Linked DNA regions of Homo sapiens: region 2 is linked to region 1. Evidence: chromatin loops called from intact Hi-C (ENCODE). Cell type or tissue: K562. All regions are shown on one strand. Links, peaks and the distances in the headings refer to the core of each region. The heading gives the core; the rest is flanking DNA.

Region 1 (5,379 bases), core at 222-5,221:
CTACATAATTTAAAACAATCCTTTAACCCTCTAAACTAGGCAAAAATTTACATTCCCATGCCTTCTTGTAATCTTTCACTAAAAGCACATTTCAGTTTTCCTCACACACCTTCCAAGTAAAACTGCCTTTTTTTCATAAGTCTCAATTACATGTTACAGTGCTAACTCTTAGCAATTTTTCTTTTTTTTTTTTTTTTTTTTTTGGTGAAAAACCTGGTAAGTAAGCGATTATAATTATGTACTAGGTGTGGAGCCCAGGACACCAGACAGAAGTCCACATAACATCTGACTCTTTCCAGCATAATCAGGGGGAATGGCTAACTCCATATGTCCCCAGGCCTCACCTAGAATCTAATGGCTCCAAAGCAGGTAAGTTGAACAATTTTCAAAAGTTAAAGAAGCAGTTTATTACCTTAAAGAATTTAGCAAATCTAATATCTAACCTGCCTAATTTAGACCAAATGTCTTTATTTGACCAATAATCTTTAAAATTTTTTATTTCCCAAAGCTTACTAAAGTCACATGAACTAAAAGGCATTAGTTTTCTAATTCTCTGACAAAAAAAAAAAATTATTTAAGCATTTGCTATTTCTAAGCTAATTAACAAGAGCTCCTTCAAACATAAACGTTACACACATAACACATATAACTACACAGAAGAAGATCCAGTAGTTGTAAGGGTTTTCATTTGCCAGTTTTTAAGTTTCTTAATTAGATTACTGGCTTCAGGATGCAGTTCTCTGAGGAACAGGGCTAGGAAAACATGTAGTTTCTTGGGCCTAATAAACAGCATCTGGAAAGCAAAACAGATCCCAAAAAATTCAGGGTCCCATTTTCATACTGTTACATTAGGTAGCTAGCCAGGCATGAGCAGGGCAGGAAAGGGCTCACCTCCACCCAACCAGGAATGTCAGGCGATGATCAGGTGATGGTTTGGCAGTTGCCACACTGCCTCTCTAAAAATTATAATTGGTCATAGAGGCCAGGGAGAGACAATTTCCCAACGGATAAAAATGCTAGATATTGGTAATCAGCAGCTTCCAATAAAATACCAGGAATTGGGGGAGTGAGCTTTGGCGTCTGCATTATCAGATAAAATGGTGAAGTATGACCTTCCAGGGGCATTTCACCAGAAAAGGGAAGAAATCTTCAGGTGGGCAGGTGTACAACAACTTCTTTTATTTTTATTTGTTTTAAGATGGAGCCTTGCTCTGTGGCCCAGGCTGGAGTGCATTGGCAGGATCTCGGCTCACTGCAACCTCCGCCTCCCGGATTCAAGCGATTCTTCTGCCTTAGCTGGGACTACAGGCACATGCCACCACCCCCGGCTAATTTTTTTATTTTTAGTAGAGACAGGGTTTCACCATGTTGGCCAGGATGGTCTCAATCTCTTGACCTCATGATCCACCCGCCTCGGCCTCCCAAAGTGTTAAGATTACAGGTGTGAGCCACTGCGCCCAGCCAGGTATACAACTTCTTAAACACACCGCACAAGCTTACCTCCCAAGTTTAAGGAGAGCACTGTGCATGTGGGCAGCTCACCCTAAGGAAAGAGAATGAAGGGAATGTGGTGTAAGGCTAGAAGTGTGCCAGTGATATAGCAGTTAAGAAGAAATCACTTAGGCAGATAGGAAGGGTATGGGAGTCCTCAGTAAGGCTTTTCTTTTTGATGAAGAGCAGCCGCAAATCATTTTCTAACAAAGAGCAGGCTGCAAGATGGAAGCTTGCATGGGTGAATGCAGGCAGGAACTGAGGACTAGACATGTTCAAGGCGGAGGCTCCATCGTCCCTTCTCTTCCAGCCACATGTACTGTAAAGGAGCAGACAAGATGGCACTAATCAACTAGAAAGCCCATTTGCATAAAAACATTAGGGTGGGACGACAGCCTTCCCCATGCACTGTGTAAACGTCATACCTGATCAAACCAATCTATGAGCCCTGGGTAAATCAGAATTGCCTCCTCAAACTGGACTATAGAACTCGACACATTGACTGCTAGCTAGTCTTTTCCACTCAAGGCCCCTTCTTCTATACAGGAAGCTGTTTCTCTTTCTCTTCTACCTCTGTTCCTAAACTCCTTGTGTGTGTCCATGTCCTAAATTTCCCTGGCAGGCGACAATGAACCCCAGGTTATATTACCCAGACAATGTAGCTGCTTCATAATGGGGACCTTGCCTGGGATACCAAGGTATAGCATTCATCAGAAGAGTGAGTAGAGGAGTGGACTCCAACTCTGTCCTTTCATTTTGAGGCTCTCAGCCTCCATTTTAGAACTAAATCAAACCAAATACTGGGCCCCCTTTAGCCATTTAAAAATGATTAGTGTGGCTGCCAGCCTTAGAAGACTTGGGGGACAGGCTTGCTGTGGAGAACATGGAGAAGCCCCAGTATCCATAGGATGCTGGGCATATTGCCCGCCCCCCGCCACCTTTTTTTTTTTTTTTTTGAGACAGTCTTGCTCTGTCACCTAGGCTGGAGTGCAGTGGTGCGATCTCGGTTCACTGCAACCTCCGCCTCCCAGGTTCAAGTGATTCTTCCTGCCTTAGTCTCCCAAGTAGCTAGGATTACAGGCGTGTGCCACCATGCCCAGCTAATTTTTGTGTTTTTATTGGAGACGGGGTTTCACCATGTTGGCCAGGCTGGTCTCAAACCCCTGACTTCAGGTGGTCCACCTGCCTCAGCCTCCCCAAGTGCTGGGATTACAGGCATGAGCCACTGTGCCTGGCCTGTATTGGCCATGTTTAAACCAGTTTCCTTTCGTGGAGGACTTAGCCATCACATGGGGCTGGAAGAAGTCCTGGAGCAACTGAGGATTTCTGGCTGGAGCTACCCCTCAGTGTTATCTAAAGGCTTCTGGACGGACCCCAGTCTCTGACCACCCCAATGGGGTGTCAGTAACAAGATCTCCAACTTTCCTATCATAATTTCCTCTTTTCCTGTCCACAACGGTCATATAGCTTATCCTCTCTGTGTATGCAATGTGTGGGAAGTTTTACAGTTCAGGGAAGTAATCTTGTTTGGCAGGATCAGGGAATGTCATAGTAACTGGGGATACAGCTCAAGGGAAGGTGTCTTTGTAATTTTCTAGGAACAGAGGTTCCCCCACAACAGTGAGCATCACTCTCTGCCCTCGGTCTAGAGAGCACAGGGTATTCCCAAGTCTCTCTCTGCCCTTTGTCTGGTGAGCACATAACACTTCCAGGTCACTCTCTGCCCTTGGTCTGGAGAGCACATGGCATGTCAAGCTCACTCTGCCCCTAGTCTAGAGAGCGCAAGGTGTTTCAAGGTCAACAGTGCTCCCTAGTGGAATAGAGATCCTCTCAATGAGGCATATTGTTGGTCCTTCACGGAAACACCCTAGCTTCCCAGTTCTCTCCCCTTTGTGCACCCCTCTACCAGAAACCAGGCTTTATGCTGCTTCTGTAAACAGGAAAATTCTGCCTCCAACAACTAGGAGTAAAATATACTCTGAAGCCAAATTTTAGTCTCGATACTGTCCCTTCAGCAGGAAAATGGCCATTTAGTCCCTATGTTCTTTTACAGCACCTATTCTGCCTCCAATTAGAATGGTACTTAATTAGTGAGGGGATTTTAAGTTTGGAAGTTAACCAGAACCATTCTTTAAGGGTAAATGCTTTAGCATGGGCCATAATAGCAGGATATAGTGTTCAATCTCACACGCCCCTTCCATTAAAGGGGCTTTGTCCAACTATTACGTAGTTTTTCTTGAGATCCATTTTTAGGGGAGCCAGGCCCATCACATAAGTCTAGGAAGTCAAAGGGAAATCACAGGGAGAGGACTAGAGCCACTTGGGTGAGTGTGACTAGCCCTAGTTGCTTAGTTCCTCTTCTTCCATGGCTGGGGGGGGTCATACCTGCAACCATGGATGGCATGTGCCAGGACCCAGAAATCATGGATGGAAAACAGCAGGAGGGGACATCCCCACTGTCTTCCTCTCCACCCTGGGTCACACCAAAAGAAAGGAGACTAAAGGGATGCCCTTTTCTCACTTCTTTTTCTAGATGGGTACCATCTTCAACCTGCACTCCCCTGGAGTGCATTCTGAAGCACTGGGACCCCTTTCACCCTGAGACTTTAAAGAAAAAGTGGCTCATTTTGTTTTGCACAAGGACATGGCCTTTTTACTAGACCTTTTGCAAGCATTCTAAAATCAACACAGCTCTTTTAGCAATCTTATCTGGCAGGCCCAAAGAGAATAATTCCCCAAAAGTAAAAAAGCAACTTCTGGGGGAACCATCTGAGGAAGCTATCGGGTGTCTCAGCCCTTCCACTCCCCCTTATCTGGAGCCACCACCAACCACACCACCAGCTCTTCCATCTCTACCATCTCCAAAATTTCCCACTCCCCCGGCTTCAGTCTTCCCCCTACAGGAAATGCCCAATGGAGCTGATGCTACTAGGTTTCAAGTTCCCTTCTCATTACAGGATCTTAAGCAAATAAAGGGAGACTTAGGCTGATTTTCTGATGACTCTGATAGGTATATAGAAGACTTCCAAAATAGGTATTTGTCCTCTCATAGCGGGATGTTGTGCTGCTCCTAAGCCAAACCCTAACCGCAGCTGAGAAGCAGGCAGCTATGTAGGCAGCAGAGAAATTTGGGAGATGAGCAATATGTCTCCTATAGTAGGTCTAAAAGGAAAAGGGACAATAGAAAAGGTGAAGAAATAGGGGAAACACCATCCCTAATAGGAAGAGAGGCAGCACCTCTTGACAACCCTATTTGGATCCCCTAGACTTTTCTATGGTATCTTTCCTTTCACAGTTTAAAATAGTTCTTTTACAATGTTCTTCCAACCTGGGAAAAGCTGACTTCCCCAAACCTTAAAATGCTCCACTTAGGGTTGAGCTAGGAGGAAGGGAACCCAGAAGCCTGACATGCTGGCAAAAGGGTAAAAGTTTTTTTTTTTTTTAACCAGTCAAGCTTTTGTCTTCTCTCTCCCTATGCAAACTGGCAAAAAGCATAATAAGAATCATTGTTTATATTCTCTGTAAAGTTTTAATTAATGAAAAAGGATTTGTGAGGTTGGTCTTAAGCTGTAGTCAATCTGGTGTACTTTGTGAGTCTTTCTGTATGGTTCTGTCAAAAGAAAAAGGGTACCTTAGGTTAGGATGCAGGCCCAGGACCCCATAAGCCTGCTGTTCAAGCCAGCACAACAAAATGGTCAGTAACAAACTAGGCTACAAGTCTCCATCTTGTTTCATGTCCTTGGGCACATGACCTGTAACCACATGGCAATACTTTGTTTTAGTCTCTGCCATTTTACAATGGTGGCTGTATTCTTGTACCAAGTCAATTCCTGGGTGAGGGCCACAAAATCAGATAAGCCAGTTTGTCAATCTGAGTGGTGGCAGCTG
Region 2 (5,379 bases), core at 234-5,233, 320 kb before region 1:
TGTTTGGCAGCATTCCTGGCCTCTACCCACTAGATGCAGCAGCACTCTTTCGATTGTGACCATCAAAAATGTCTCTAGACATCACCAAAAGTCTACTGTGGGAGTTACAACATCCAGGATTGAGAATCAACTATTTTAAATAAAAGGAAGACTAGACATGCCAGATTGTGAGTGAGGTTTTCTTGTATTTCTTTTCTTTTCTTTTTTTTTGAATTTTACTTTAAGCTCTGGGATACATATGCAGAATGTGCAGGTTTGTTACATAGGTATTCGTGTGCCATGGTGGTTTGCTGCACCTATCAACCCGTCATCTAGGTTTTAAGCCCCTCATGCATTAGGTATTTGTCCTAATGTTCTCCCTCCCCTTGCCCCCCACCCCCTGACAGGCCCCCATGTGTGATGTTCCCCTTCCTGTGTCCATGTGTTCTCACTGTTCAACTCTCACTTATGAGTGAGAACATGCAGCGTTTGGTTTTCTGTTCTTGGGTTAGTTTGCTGAGGCTGATGGTTTCCAGCTTCATCCATGTCCCTGCAAAGGACATGAACTCGTGAATGAGGTTTTCTTTACATCATATTTCTTTGTATCTGATTTACTTCTTAAATTTTTAGAAATAAGAGATCCTCTGTCACTTTATCCAATTACCTCCACTGGTAACATCTTGCAAAACTACAGTGCAATATCACACAAGGATATTAACACTGATAAGGTCAAGATAAAGAACAAAGTTCCCTCATGTTGCCATTTTATATCCACACCCAATGTCTTTCCACCCTAACTTCCTATTTAAATGGAATCATACAGTATAGAACTTTTTGGGATTTTTTTTTTTTCACTCAAAAAATTATCTGGAGATTCATCCAGGTTGTTGTTCTTTTCCATTGTTGAGCAGTATTCCATGGCTTGGATGTATCACAGTTTGTTTAAACATTTACCCGCTGGGGGACATCTGGATTATTTCCATTTTTTTTTTTTTTTTGCAATTTTGAACAGTGTTACTATAAACATTCACATACAGATTTTTGTGTGAGTATGTTTTCATTTCTCTGGGATAAATGCTCAAGAGTACAGTTGCCTGGCTACATGGTAGTTGCATGTTTAGTTTTAAAAGAAACTGCCAAACTAATTTATTTTCATGTACATTTTACATTCCCATCAGTGGTGTATGAATGATGCAGTTTTTGTGCATCCTCACCAGCATTTGGTGTTGTCAGTTTTTAATTTCAGCCACCCTCTAGGTATGTAGTAACATTCCATTGTGGTTTTAATCTACATTAAATTCAATGTAGCTAATAATGTTGAAAATCTTTTCATGCATTTTTTATTTGAATATTCTCTTTAGTGAACTGTTTTCATGTCTTTTGCTAATTTTCCAGTTGTATTATTTATTTTTTTAATGTTGAATTTTCAGAGTTCTTTATATATTCTAGATACTAGTCTTTTGCCAAATAGGTGGTATGAAAATATGTTCTCCTGGTCTATAGGTTGTATTTTTATGCCCTTAATAGAGCCTTTCACCAAGCAAAGCTTTTAAAATTTATTAAGTCCAATTAATTAATTTTTCCTTTTATGGATCATACATTTAGTGGCAAGTCTAAGAACTCTTTACTTAGTTCCAAATCCCCCAAATTTTCTCCTTTTTTTCTAAAAGTTTTATATAGTTTTACATTTTGTATATTTAAGTCTGTGATCCATCCTGAGTTAATTTTTGTATAAGGTGGATATGGTTTGGATATGGTTTGTTTGTCTCCACCAAAACTCATGTTGAAATTTGATCCCCTATGTGGTGATGTTGGGCTGTGGGACCTAGTGGGAAGTGTTTGGGTTTTGGGGGTGGATCCCTCATGAAATGGCTTTGCATTCTCACTCTGGCAACACAGGAATGGATTAGTTCCCATAAGAGTGGGTTGTTATAAAGCCCAGATGCTCTTCAGGTTTTCTCTCTTTGTACCTGTTCTCTTCTCTTTTGACCTTGTCTGCCATGTTATGACACCCTCACCAGAAGCCAGGGTGGCCATGTCCTTGAACTTCCAAGCCTGCAGAACCATGAGCTAAATAAACCTCTTTTCTTTCTAAATTACCCAATCTCAGGTGTTTAGAGAATGGTTTACCCTTAGAGAATGGTTCTGGTGAACTTCTGGATTTAAAATCTCCTTACTAATTAAGTACTGTTTTAACTGGGGGCAGAATGTGTGCCTTAAAAGAACGTAGGGACCTAATGGCTGTTTTCCTGCTGATGGGACAGTATCAGAACTAAAATTTGGCTTTGGAGGACATTTTACTCCTAATTGTTGAAGGCAGTGTTTTCGCATTCACAGAAGGGGCATAAAGCCTGGTCTCTAGTATAGGGGTGCAAAAAGGGAGGAGAATTGGGAGGCTAGAGTGTTACAGCAATGGACCAACGCTGTGCCTCATGGAGAGGATTCCTATTCCACTAGGTGGCGACGTTGACCTAGAAATACCGTGCGCTTCCCAGAGGAAGGGTAGAGGGAGAAATGCTTATTGAGAAGGGCTCTTTGCTCCTAGAAAATGACAGAAAACAGCATTCCCTTGTGCTATATTCTCAGTTACTATGGCATTCGCTAATCTTTCCTAACAGGACTATTTTCCTGAACTGTAAAAATTCTCAAACACTGCATACACAGAGAGGATAGGAGACATGGCCTTTGCGGATAGGAAATGAGGAAATTTTGCGATAGGACAGCTGTAGATCCTGTTGCGGACACCCAGCCGGGCAGTTGGAGGTGGGGTCAGTCCAGAAGCCTTCAGATAACACCAGGGTGTAGTCCTGGCGAGAAATCTTCAGTTGCTTCAGGACCTTTTCTAGCCCCACGCGACGGCTAGGTCCTCCGTGAGAGAAAACTGGTTCGAGAAGCATGGCCAACATTCCCAATGATCCGTGAGTATTGAGAAGTTCTCCATGTTCTCCCAAGCAAGCCTAACATCTGAGACTTCCCGCATGGCGGCCGCCCTATTAGCATTTAGGTGGCTATAGGATGCCCATTGTTTGAACTTAAGATGGAGGCCGAGAGCCTCCAAATGAAAGGACAGAGTTGAAAGTTAAGTTCTGCGCCTGTACTCACCCCTCTGATGAATATACCTTCTGTTCTGATTCTGATCCTGGGCGAGTCCCCACAATGAAGTGGTGTTGTCTGTCTGGGGAAATAACTGAGGTTCGTTGTCTCGCGCTAAGGAGAACAAAGATGTGGGCACACAGGGAATGGGTTTAAGAGCAGAAAGTTTAATAGGTGAAAGAAACAAGAGGAAAGCTCCCCTGTGCAGAGGGAGGGGGTTCCGAAGGGATCTCCCGGGTTGCGGTGGGAAGCGGCTGGTTTTATAGAGGGCTTGAGGAGGCAGTATCTGATTTACATAGGGCCTAGGGATTTAGTTGGACCAAGTGTGCCATTTACATAGTCCACAAAGAGGCTGGCCATCCCACCCTAATCTTTCTTTTATTAGGCAGATGTGGTTTCCACCTGGCCGGTGCCATGACACCCACACACATGGCGACAAGGAGAAGGGAGAAGAAAACCTATTTGTTGTATATACCTGGCTTTTGGCACAGCTGCCGGGATTCACCTGTGCAAGTTTCCAGCTTGCTTATCTATGCTTGCAGCTTGATTTTTCAGGCTACTTTCTGTTAGAAAAGAAATGATTTGGGGGCTGCTTTCTATTAAAAGAAAAACCTTACCAAGGACTCCTGTACCCTCACTATCTGCCTAAATAATTTCTTAACGCCTATATTATTCCCTTTAAATAAATTTTTTTGTGGTGTTTGTCTTATTGTTATTAGGTTATGAGAATTCATTATACATTCAAGAAATATATAATTCATTATATAAAAATAGTTTTATAAATTAAATATAAATATATAAATATATAATTTATTACATAGTCAGGAAATATATTCAGTCCTTTTTGGGAAATATTTTCTCTCAGTCTATAGTTTGTCCTTTCTTATACTTAACAGTATGTTTTTTAGAGCAGAAGGTTTTACTTTAAAAAATTATTAATATTATTTTGACTGATATCTTTGACTAGAACATTACTGGTGTATAGAAATGGCACTGATATCTGTACATTAATTTTGTATCTTTAAACTTTAACTGAATTCATTTATCAAATCTAAGCGATTTTTGGTGGAGTCTTTAGGGTTTTCCAAATATAAGATTATATCGTCAGTGAACAGGGATAATTTGACTTCCTCTTTTTTAATTTGGATGTCTTTTATATTTTTCTCTTGTCTGATTGCTTTGGTGAGGACTTCCAGTACCATGTTGAATAAGAGTGGTGAAAGTAGGCAACTTTGTCTTGTTCCAGTTCTTGGAGGGAATGCTTTCAACTTTTTCCCATTTGGTATGATGTTGGCTATGAGTTTATTATATGTGACTCTTATTATTTTGATTTATGTTCCTTTGATGCCTAGTTTGGTGAGGGTTTTTATGATAAAGGGATGCTTAATTTTATCAAATGCTTTTTTAGCATCTATTAGATGATCATATGATTTTTGTTCTTAATTCTGTTTATGTGATGTATCTTATTTGTTGATTTGCAAATGTTGAAGCATTCATGCATTTCTGGTATAAAAGTCACTTGATTGTGGTGTATTATCTTTTCAATGTGTTGTTGAATTTGGTTTGCTGATGTTAAATACAGTGAATTCTAAATTTCTCTTCAAAGGATCAGTATGTCAGTATGTTCAGTTCTTTGTTCTCCATTTTAAAGTTTAACTTCCTCATTCTCCTCATCTCCTTGCCTCTAGTTTCAGTAAACAACCTTTTACACCAGTTCTAATCAGTAGTTCACATCTGTTCCCCTGCTCACCTGCTCTGCCCTGAGTCACTCCTGGTCACCTGCTCTGTCCTGAGTCACCTCTGGTCACCTGCTTTGACCTGAGTCACCTTTAGTCACCTGTTCTGTAACCATCCTTCCCACCAAAACTGCTCACCCCACCACTCTGGTTCATAACCCTGCTCTCTTTAAAATAGCCAGGCAGAATTAGCTTAGACTGTGTGGTTCAACCCTTGCCAACAGGGGAATGACACAGCAGTAGGGGCTACCTGCATCAGGGATAAGACCCCCTTCTCCTTCTTTGTTCAGGTGTGCTCTTGCCATTGCTCCATCTGTGAGATGCACCCTTCTACAGAAGTAAATTGCCTTGCTGAGAAAATTTATGCTCGAGTGCTGTTTCTTTTGCAGCACTGAAATACAAATACAAATTTGAGGGCTCATCCAGGATTCCCATTCTCTTCTGGGGAGGGTCTAGATCTCTCCCGTGAGGAGGCATGCCCGCTGCCTTGTTACAGTGGCCTCAGGGGTAAGGAATCAAGACCCACCTAGTGTGATGAATAAACCCAGACTCTCAGCAATGCAGAAAGAAA

Evidence for each region. Hi-C counts contacts between places; a loop is a spot of excess contacts. Peaks named below come from ENCODE experiments on the same cell type or tissue, not always from the same donor. Only the 100,000 strongest peaks of a DNase experiment are listed, where the experiment ranks them.
Region 2: a loop joins it to region 1, with 24 times the contacts of the local background. A loop is called at or near these places in 22 of 110 quality-filtered maps.

The regions. Positions count from the first base shown.
Region 1 is chr11:125,552,083-125,557,461 of GRCh38, reverse strand. No RefSeq gene overlaps it. Among named protein-coding and RNA genes, the nearest start is that of EI24, 15 kb to the left of the region's middle. RefSeq lists cis regulatory regions at 3,154-3,420, 4,052-4,585. In K562, for the core only: CTCF peaks have their summits at 3,293 (motif pointing left) and 4,378 (motif pointing left); DNase peaks (open chromatin) are centred at 3,281 and 4,301.
Region 2 is chr11:125,871,764-125,877,142 of GRCh38, reverse strand. It overlaps LINC03136 (long intergenic non-protein coding RNA 3136), which reads left to right. Exons shown (of 2, transcript XR_007062935.1): 1 at 1-2,897; 2 at 3,458-3,787. Among named protein-coding and RNA genes, the nearest start is that of LINC03136, 8.4 kb to the left of the region's middle. In K562, for the core only: a CTCF peak has its summit at 2,439 (motif pointing right); a DNase peak (open chromatin) is centred at 2,462; H3K4me3 peaks cover 626 bases.